Linked DNA regions of Homo sapiens: region 2 is linked to region 1. The links are chromatin contacts, found by Hi-C or POLR2A ChIA-PET in ENCODE. All regions are on one chromosome and are shown on one strand. The core of a region is the stretch at or near the end of the contact, and the rest is flanking DNA. Distances in the headings are between cores, read along the strand shown. Region 1 overlaps TSC22D3 (TSC22 domain family member 3). Region 2 holds the start of MID2 (midline 2).

Region 1 (4,883 bases), core at 139-2,638:
TTTTGATTTTCCAAATGTAGCTTGAAATTTCAATAAACTTTGCTCTGTTTTTCTAAAAATAAACTTGGTGTCTGACTGAGTATAAATGGACTGGGTGGGAGAGGCCCCTCACCCAGTAGGGGCTGTTTTGCTGACCCCCTGAATATCCCTTGAGCACCCTGTCAGTGCCAGGCCTATGCTGCAGCCGTGATCTCGTGTCATCTGCACAATACTCATATGAAGGACATGCTGTTTGCCCTCACTGTCTGGATAAAGAAACTGAGACTCAGCGAGTTTAAGTGACTTGCCCAAAGTCACATGGCTATTACGGGAATTAGGACTCAAGCCCAGATCCTTCCTCCCTCTCCTGCTCCGCTTTCATATGAGAGCTTCGGAGTGAGTGGCAAGGTGACTCATAACACACAACTGTAGCTTGAGGGGGTGATTTGGGAGGAAAGATACCCCGAGGAAGGCCCAAAAGAAACAGGCAGGGTATACATAGGAGGGAGCGAGAAGAGCGGAACCAAATCAACAGGCGTGGGCCTCTTCTGTCTTCTGAAAACATCACTGGGCTCACTTAATGCATTCTCCTTAATACCAATCCACATGTGACACTTGACTTGGCAAAGGAGCTAAGAAGGCTCTAGTAAGAGAAGGAGGGAGAATGTATGAGGTAGCAAAACCACCCCCCTTTCCTTTGCTCTTCCCCTTACTTCCAGCCAAGGAAAGATATCCTCAGTCCCTGCTGAAAGTTCTCAGGGACACTGCTGAAAGTTCTCTCACCAAACCCACCAACCACGTGGGTAGGGCCAAGTCTAAGGCTCCTGGCTCCAGATTCCTTCCTCCACCTCTCTTTGGGGTTCATTATCACCCATCACCCTTTCCCAGCTCCATGTCCCCAGCATCCAGAGACCTAGCATTTCTCTGATTGGTTGTTGATGAGTGCTTAGTGTCTCCTTTACCACGCCCTAACCTGAACTTCCTCTGGACCCTGAGCTGTGTTCTAAGCCCACTATGTTCCCAAGGGAAACGATCACCTCTCTTCAAGTGACTCCATTCCATCTCAGCTTCTGGTAGCATATATACCTATCCTTTTCCCACTTGAAATTGGGGAAACAGAACTCCTTGATTTTCCTGAGCCACAAACCTCAGGGTGACCAAGATATCTTGCCCCCCGCCCCTTACATCAACCACTGCCTAAATGTAATCAAAATGACATGCTTCTTCCTCTGTAAAGGTCATACATGTTGACATTTTGGGTTTTTTTTTTTGGTTTTTTTTTTTGAGACAGGGTCTCACTCTTGTTGCCCAGGCTGGAATGCAGTGGGGCCATCAAAGCTCACTGCAGTCTCAACTCCCTGGGCTCAGATGATCCTCACCTCAGCCTCCTGAGTAGCTGGGGCTACAGGTGTGCACCACCACTCCTGAATATATATATTTTTTTGTATTTTTAGTAGAGATGGAGGTTTCGCCATGTTGCCCAGGCTGGTCTCGAGCTCCTGGACTCAAGCAACCTGCCTCCTTGGCCCTCCAGAGTGCAGGGATTATAGGCATGCGCCACTGCACCCAGCTGACCTGTTCTTTTCTAATCACCAAAACCCTTCAGAACATTGCAAACTCCTGCTTGCTGGCCTCTCAAATCCCAATTTCCCCACCTGCTCCCAACCTTGCTATTCATAATGCCAGGTTCATTGTCTATACCTGCCAACTGGTTCATGGCATGCAGATTCCACAGCTGCTGGTACAGATACAAACTTCAAACGAGTGCATTCAAAGCCCCCTGGCAGCCATTCCTCACCCTGACCAGCTCTCCCAGTCCCCACTTACTCCCAAATCCCCACCTTTCAAAATTAGCTCAGAGACTTTGTGGCTATTTGGTTCATCTTCTGTAGACTTCCCATGCCAGACTTGCAGCTGAATGAGAAAAAGCAGATGAAAAAAGGAAACCTAGAAAATAGCCCAACAACGCCCCAAACCTCTCTGGTCATCAAGCCTTTCTCTACAAGAAAGGGGAAAAAACTGGCCCCACAGTCACATAGTGGTAAAGAGAGAACAACTTTGTTTCCTAGGCAACGCTGACTAAACAGAGACAAACACTGCAACTTCTGAGGCCACAGCAGTTACTAGGCTAGATAAGAGGAAGTTTGTAGATGTTTCTTAGTCACATACAGGAGCTGCTTTCTGTTGTTGTTTCTCCACAGAAAAGTGACTAAGGGTGGAGGAAGGCAAAAGAACACGTTGCTCCTGGAAAGACTTCCATGGGTTTTAGGCTTCTGGGCTCAGCTGGTCCAGCTGGACCCAGAACGAGGAAAATAATAATGAGGCTTGAAGGAGTATGCATCCCCTGCCTGCTTTTGCCACCTCTGCATGTGCCCTCCCATCTATTCTCTCATCTCATCCTCATGGAGGCTTCCCAGCATAGCAGCAAGGATCACAAGAGCACTGCTCCCTGGCCCCGCTTCCGAGTACAAAACATTCTGTTTCCTGCCCTTAGAAAAAGAGGCAGTTATGATTTACCTCCATTTGACAGACGAGAAAACTGAGAGCCAGAGAACTTAGTGCTACTCCCATGGCTCCCACATGTCCCATGGGGCAGTGGTTCCCAACCTTAGTGACAATAAGGGCCCTTTTTTTATGTCAAAAATATTCTCAAACCTCCCCCAACTCTATAGTACTTGAACTTTTGGTATTCATTGAGAGAGAAAGAGAGACTCGGGTGGGCGGGGCCGGGGGGGGGGCGGCAGGACACATAATTACAAACACTGGCTGTGAATTCAGTGGGCCTTAAAGGAATTAATTATATTCACTACAAAATCAAAGACATGGATTTGAAAGCTAAAACAACAATGCATATATTAATTAGCTAGATTGAGCCATTCCACAATGTGTATATATTTCAAAACATCACAAATGCATACAATTTTAGTTGTGTCTGTCAATTTAAAGAAAAAGTAGACTAGAACAGAAATGTGGGTGATGGGTTATTTCCAGACAAGGACTGCTTGGGACACAAAGTGTGAGGCTTTCAAGCTGGGGATGGCCACAGAGGAGGGTGTTCCAGGAGGGCTCCGACAAGGAAGCCAGGGGCAGGGCCTCTGGGACCTGGAGTATCAGCAGAAGGACTCCAGAAAGACCATAGGAAAAAAGGTGCATGATCCACTGTCCTTTAAGGTATTGTGAAGTTGGCTGGGTGCAGTGGCTCACGCCTGCAATCCCAGCACTTTGGGAGGCCAAGGCGGGCAGATCACCTGAGGTCAGGAGTTCGAGACCAGCCTGGCCAACATGGTGAAACCCTATCTCTACTAAAAATACAAAATTAGCTGAGTGTGGTGGCGCATGCCTGTAATCCCAGCTACTCGGGAGGCTGAGGCAGGAGAATTGCTTGAACCCAGGAGGCGGAGGTTGCAGTGAGTCAAGATCACACCATTGCACTCCAACCTGGGCAACAAGAGCGAAACTCCGTCTTAAAAAAAAAAATGATAAAATTATTGCAAAGTTGCCCTCACATCATCCACATCATCAATCCTATTTATGCTGGAAAATCTTGCTTTCAACTCTCAGCACCTCTCCTCCTAGTTGGTTAGAAATTAATGGACATAATTACAGCTTTGTAGACGGCCCAGTTCCTCAGGTTATCTCATGTACAGGAGCTTGTTGAAACCCAAACACTTAATACTTAACCGCCTCCACAAGATCAGGCAAGGTTTAACAGAGAACTCGATCAGTTAGGTATTCCAAGCAGACATGGTTTCCAGAGATGAGCTGGCTGAAAGAGGAGGTGATCATACTAATTACTAATAATAGCTAACACTTACATGGCACTTACTTTACGCTAGAAACCGTCATAAGACTTTTTACATCTGTTGACTCTTAATCCTGTCCACAGACATATGAGGTATGCCCTATTGAGATCACCATTCTACACATGAGAACATGAAAACACTACGGCACAGAGAGGTTAAGCAACTTGCCCAAAGTCATACAGCTGGTGAATGGCAAAGCCCACATTGGGGGGAGGCAAGATTAATGCACTGAGAAGCAGGATAGAGAATCTGAACAGTTTTCATAATTCCTCCAACGTAACCAGAAGTGTTCCAGGGCTCATGGTGGGAAGGGGGAAATAGAAGAAAGACCACCCCAAACTAGCAGAGGGACTAACACAAGGAAAATAAATGACTAATGAGCACGGGAGGGGTGGCAGTGAACAGAGAAGAAGGTAAGCGGGAGGGTGGGAGGCTCACTTGGCTGGCTCCCAGCCAAGTGACTTTAGATAGAATCTAAGAGGTCTCAGGGAGCCATGGTAGGCTTCTGAGCAGGGAAGTGATGTGATGCAAAAGATATTTGTAGAAGATGGGTCCTGGCAGCTGGAGAGGCTGGAATAGGGAAAGGCTAGTGATGGGCCAGCTGTTGCTGTAATCCAGGTGTGAGGTGATGAGGGCCAGCTGGGGCAGGGATAGGGGTAGTAGAAGGAAGAGGAAGGGACAAAGCCAAAAGACACTGAGAGGCAGTATTTATTTCTCCAAGTGCAGTCTGCAGTCCACCCACATCAGGTTTGTTGGGAAGTTTAAAATGTGGATTCCATGCTCCACCCCTACACCAAAGAGCCGAGTAGGACTGGGGAATTGATAACTCTTAACAAATCCCTCTTGGTGCTGGAGTATGGGAAAGTTTGAGGAATCTCCACTAGGTGAAAAATCAGAATTACTTGGTGGCAAAGTAAGCTGGGGAGAAGACAGCAAGGTAGCCACAAGTCAAGGATGACATGAGTTTTGGGTTTGGGTTTTTGTTTTTGTTTTTTTTAATTGTGGTGAAATAGACATAACATAGAATTTACCATTTTCACCCATTACAAATGTACAGTCCAATGCCATTAATTATGGTCACATTGTTGTGTAACCATCACC
Region 2 (5,462 bases), core at 2,116-4,615, 110 kb before region 1:
CAATCCACTAACTCAGTAAAAGGTAAAGGAAGTGCTTTCTTTGAAAAGTATAATGTTGGCTGGGTGTGGTGGCTCACACCTGTAATCCCAACACTTGGACTTGGCAGGTGGATCCCTTAAGCTCAGGAGTTTGAGACCAGACTGGGAAACATGGTGAATCCTGTCTCTACAAAATATTCAAAAATTAGCCGGGTGTGATGGTGTGTGCCTATAGTCCCAGCTACTAAGGAAGCTGAGATGGGAGGATTGCTTGAGCCAGAGAGGTCAAGACTGCAGCAAGCCATGATCACACCACTGCACTCCAGCCTGGGTGACAGAGCGAGACTTCGTCTCAAAGGAAAAAAAAAGTATAATGCTGAGGGTTTACAGAACCCTTTCATCTTCAAAGGACCAAGTCAAGACTAACAATACCCAGTACACAATATTATAGCTTTTACACAAGTGCACCAACTATGAAAGAAAAGTCATAGGAATGTCCTAAAGCCATAAGCCAATGTATCATCATATTTGGGATGAACTCTGATCTTCTTGACTCCTGGACCTGTGTTTTAACCACTACATTAGCTATTCTTGCATTGCCTTAAAGAAATACCTGAAACTGGGTAATTTATAAATAAAAGAGGTAGGCTGGGCATTGTCGCTCTCGCCTGTAATCCCAGCACTTGGCGAGGCCCTCAGACAGCTTGACCTCAGGAGTTCCAGACCAACCTGGGCAACATGGCAAAACGCCATCTCTACAAAAAATACAAAAATTAGCTGGGTGTGGTGGCATGCACCTGTGTTCCCAACTACTTGAGATGCTGAGGGAGAAGGATTGCTTAAGCCCGAGAGGTGGAGGCTGCAGTGAGCTGTGAATGTGACACTGCACTCCAGCCTGGGTAACAAAGCAAGACCCTGTCTCAAAAAAAAAAAAAAAAAAAGAAAAGAAAGAAAGAAAAGAAAAGAAAAGAGGTTTAATTGGGTCATGGTTCTGCAGGCTGTACAGGAAGTGTGATGCCAGCATCTGCTTCTAGGGAGGACTCAGGAAGCTTACAATCATGGAGGGAGGCGAATGGGGAGCAGGAGATTCTCACACGGTGTGAGCAGAAGCAAGGGAGAAAGAGAGCTGGGGGGAAGTGCCACACACTTTTAAACGACCAGATCTCAGGAGAGATTACTCACTATCACAAGGACTCACAGTCAACCAAGGTGATGGTGCTAAACCATTCATGAGAAATCTGTTCCCATGACGCAGTCACCTCCCATCAGGCCCCACCTCCAACACTGGGGATTACATTTGTACATAAGATTTGGGCAGGGATAAATATCCAAACTATAACAAACACATAAATCAAGTTGTGAGGAGCAACCAGGAAAAATCTAATTCACATTACATATCCATGTTAAGTTCATTGATTGGGCAAGAATATATAAAAATAGCAAAGACAGTTTCTCCCTCAGTACAGTCATGAGAGGAGACAGACAGGGGGATGTGAGGGTCGGGGGTGGGCAGGGGGAAGCTAACCATCTGGGGTACAATGAAACCACTCCCCAAACAGAAGAAAAGTAGGGGAGGAGAACTCCCTATTCAGCAACTCCCTTCTATTGGAATATTGCCAGAGAACTGATTAGAGTACTGGGACGGAGCAGAATGGGGTTAAAGGCAGCCCTTCTGGCCCAACTTGAGAATCAGAGGGATCAACCCACACACAGTACTTCTCTATTTAGTTTCCAATATATTCCTTTATAAGGGCTCATCCTCAGAGACACACAACCATCACCATCTATCCGCCCCACACTCAGAAATCCTCAAAAAGGCAAAGTGGTTGAGAAGTAAGATGCTGCATGGCTGGGAGGCTGGGAGTGCACACGTTGATGGGGAAAGGCTGGGGTCCAAGGGGCTCTGCTGGGGGATTTGGGTAGGCAAGTAAGCGTTGTGACATAGGAAGGTGAGTGATCCTGAAAACGGGTAGGGGACCGTGGAAGAGAGAAAGTAAAGAGTACAACGACTGCAGGATTTCAATTTCCTGCTCTAAGAAGAAACACCTCTGAAAAATAATGTGCAACACACGAAGTGCTAAGTAACCTAAACCTTATCATCACCAGTAATGTTTCTGTAAATCTACTCCGCCGTTATTTACTTAATTCTTACAAGGCAGGAATGGAAAATCCCCACTCTCCCTGGTTGCGTCGCAGTCTGTCCTGTGGACATATGTAAGTTTTCCCTCTCCCCCACAGAGCTGATTTCACAGCTAGGCCAGAAATAAGGAACCATCCAGACGGAGACTCGAGGATCGCTCCCTGGCAGAAAAGGGATTAAGTTTCACCGGGCCTCCCCGCCGGCAGGGCGTCCGCAGCCACGCCGGCTGCTGCGACAGCACCGCCCGGCAGACGGCCGGCCAAGGGGCGACGCCTGGGCCGAGGAGGCTGCCGGCTGCGGGAGCGTGGGAAGGCGGCCGTGCCCTTTCCCAGACTCGCGCCCAGGCGCCGGGGGATTCGCTCGACTGCCCGCGCCGGGCCCGGCCAGGCTGCGCAGAGGCCTCGGCCGCCCCCGCCCCGCACCCCGGAGTGCAAACTCCGTCCCAGGAGGGCAGTGGCAGGAACCCGGGCCCCAACAGCATGACTGAGAGCCGGAGCTGAGCTGGGGCCCCCGTCGCCGTTTCGAGCCTCGCGGGCCCCATCACCCTGCCTCGCCGAGCCGGAGAGCCCTCGGCCAACGCCGGGCCCCGGCGGCACCTGAAAAGCGGCCGGAGCCGGAGACTAGCCCTGCGAGGGCTACGACGCTCGACCTCCAGGGCCGCGGCGAGGGGGCGCGTTTTACCCATAGCGTTCCCAGGTGCCAGCCATCTCCTCCGCTCGCTCGAGGGCGCTGGGCTCTCGTCTGCCTCCGCAGCGGGTTGGCTCGGGCTCCGGCGCGAGCTCCCGGGCCCCGGTCGCCGCCGCCGCCGCTACCACTGTAGGCCGCCGCCCGCCTTCGCCGCCGCTGCCGCTACCGTCGCCGACGCCGCGCAGCAGCCGGGATCCGCCAGCCCGCGCGCCCCGCAGGGGACAGCACGGCGGCCGCGATGCTACCGCAGCTGGGCCTCCCGAGCTAAACTTAAGAGTTTTCGCCCCTCAGTCCAGGGGCAGCACCATGACACCACGGCAGCACCACACTGTCATTTCCGCCGCCGCAGAGGAAAAAAAAGGCAATCCCTTCCAAAAGGGAGGCGGAGTGGGGGCAAACGGGGCTGGGGCTGACACCCCAAGGGAGCACTGGGAAGGGCCCAAGAAGAAGGGGTGCTCGGCCACCTTCCCAGGCTCACCTTCCGCCGCCCCCGCCACTCCCAGCTCCCCCAGCCCTTCCTCTGGAGGCACGTTTACATGTCTTCTCCCCTGGCAGGAGTGACCGGAGAAACCTGAGCAAGCAAAGGCAGCCGGTGGGTGGGGCTCGGGTTACTACTGTACCTACCAGCTGATTCCAGCAGCCTTTTCTCCAGCGCCCTGTCATCTTGAAGGAAGACACACCGAGAGGGACCCGGACGGGTGTGCGTGTGTGTGTGTATGGTGTGTATGTGCGTGTGTGTGTGTGTGACAGAGCGACAGAGATAGCTAAATGTGTGTGAAATGCAGAAGGAAGGCTATGGCTAAACTCTTCTCCCACTCCCCAATCCCCCTGTCCCCCAACCCCACAAACCCCCAGGTTAGAACAAGAAAGAGGCCTTTGCAACGGGTAATAAGAAGAGAGAGCCGGGTCCACCGCAGAGATCCTCCCTATGAAGCTGCTCTATGCAAAGTTAACTACAGAGTAAAACAAAAATAGTGGAGGAGATAGAAAAGGGCAGACAATTGAAGGAAACCGAACCTCTCTTTCTTTTTACAAAAAAAGAATGGCTGTGTTTTATTGGCCTCGGGCAGAAGTTGTGGAGGTGGATTAAAACCATCAAAAGAAAAAAAAAAGTAGGATTTTTCTTGTACCTTCAAATTGTTGACCAGTAAAACAAGAGGGTCGTTACCACATGGACAATGAGGCAGATGCTAGCTATCCAGCTATTCCAGGTCCCTAATAAGCTAATTGGTCCATTTGGAATCCAGCATCCTCCCATTGGTCTGGAATCAGCCTGTTTGCTGACCTGTCATTGGCTCAGAGACCACCACCCGACTCAAAAGGTGGATGGGAGAGGGAAAGAGCAGGAAGCCCCATAAGAGACTCTGTTTCTAACTTGGGGCAAAAAGGGAGAAGAAGGGGAAAGAAATGAGAAAATGGGAAGACTCACCCCAGCACACACACACACACGCCTCCCATCATTGTGCATAGGAACAAGTCCAGAAAAATTGAGGTATCTCTTGGTATATCCCTTCAGGGAACCAATAGTAATCAGTCAACACTCCTGTTAAACAATGTGCTAGAGAGCACTGAGGTGGAAACCAAGACAAAAGTCACAACCAGGCTCTCCTGATGAAAGTCTGGCCCCTAAGAGAAGTAAAAGTTAGTGAGTCACACTTAAAGCACAGGCAACAAAAGCAAAAATAGGTAAATGGGACCATAAAACTTTCAAACATCTGCACAGGAAAGGACACAATCAACAGAGTGAAAAAGCAACCTACAAAATGATAGAAAATATTTGCAAACCATATATCGGATAATGTGCTAATATCCAGAATGTATAAAGAACTTCTATAGCTCAATTAAAAAAAAAACTCTTAAAAGTGGACAAAAGACTTGAATAGACATTTCTCCAACGAAGATATACAAGTGGCCAACAGGCATATGCAAAGATGATCCACATCACTAATTGTTAGGGAAATGCAAATCAAACCCCAATGAAATATCACTTCACATCCATTAGGATGGTCACACACACACACACACACACACACACACACACACAAAACAAACACACAGGAAAATACGGCAAGGTGTGGTTCACACTTGTAATCCCAGCTACTCAGGAGGGGATGCTGAGGCAAGAGAGTCACTTGAGACCAGCAGTTAGAGATCAGCCTGGGTAACATGAATAGAACGTGTCTCTACAAAAAATAAAATTAGAACAGAAAATAATAAGTGTTAAGGTTGTGGAGAGATTGGAACCCTTGCACACTATTGTAAAAAGGTACAGCCACTATGCAAGGGAATGTAAACTGGTGTAGCTGCTATGGAAAATAGTATGGAGGTTCCTCAAAAAATTAAAAATAGAACTACTATATGATTAAACAATCTTACTTCTAGATATATATCCAAGCAAATAGAAAACAGGATCTCAAAAAGATACTGGCAAACCCACGCTTACAGCAGCATCATTCAAGAGGCAGAAGCAAATTTAATGTCCATCAAGAGATGAATAGATAAAGAAAATATGGTATATATACACAAGGGCATATTATTCAGTTTCAAAAAAAGAAGGAAATCCTGTCACATGTTACAAAGTTGATGAACCTTGAGGACATTATGCTAAGTGAAATAAGCCAGTCACAAAAAGACAAATATTCCATGATTCTACTTA

Evidence for each region. A loop is a pair of places that touch in the nucleus more often than their neighbours do. ChIA-PET counts read pairs that join two places held with the same protein, here RNA polymerase II (POLR2A). Pooled maps may share reads with other maps.
Region 2: a pooled map shows a loop between it and region 1 (2.9-fold over the local background). The contact joins the promoter of MID2 here to the enhancer-like site in region 1. A Hi-C loop is called at or near these places in 2 of 168 maps with a recorded cell type or tissue (CD4-positive, alpha-beta memory T cell and naive thymus-derived CD4-positive, alpha-beta T cell) and 17 of 50 pooled maps. POLR2A ChIA-PET finds 5 or more read pairs at or near these places in 11 of 52 experiments (CD4-positive, alpha-beta T cell, CD4-positive, alpha-beta memory T cell, CD8-positive, alpha-beta T cell and 8 more).

What each region holds. Positions count from the first base shown.
Region 1 is chrX:107,708,401-107,713,283 of GRCh38, reverse strand. TSC22D3 (TSC22 domain family member 3) reads left to right here. Exons shown (of 3, transcript NM_198057.3): 3 at 1-63. Among named protein-coding and RNA genes, the nearest start is that of TSC22D3, 65 kb to the left of the region's middle. Within about 2 kb of position 1,388, at least 26 of the 41 ENCODE cell types and tissues checked have a DNase peak (open chromatin) inside an H3K27ac peak, as active enhancers do; they include CD4-positive, alpha-beta T cell and CD8-positive, alpha-beta T cell, where a contact is called at or near this core.
Region 2 is chrX:107,823,769-107,829,230 of GRCh38, reverse strand. MID2 (midline 2) reads right to left here and starts at 3,365. Exons shown (of 10, transcript NM_012216.4): 1 at 2,801-3,365. The coding sequence starts at 2,804. RefSeq lists silencers at 2,548-2,597, 2,758-2,947.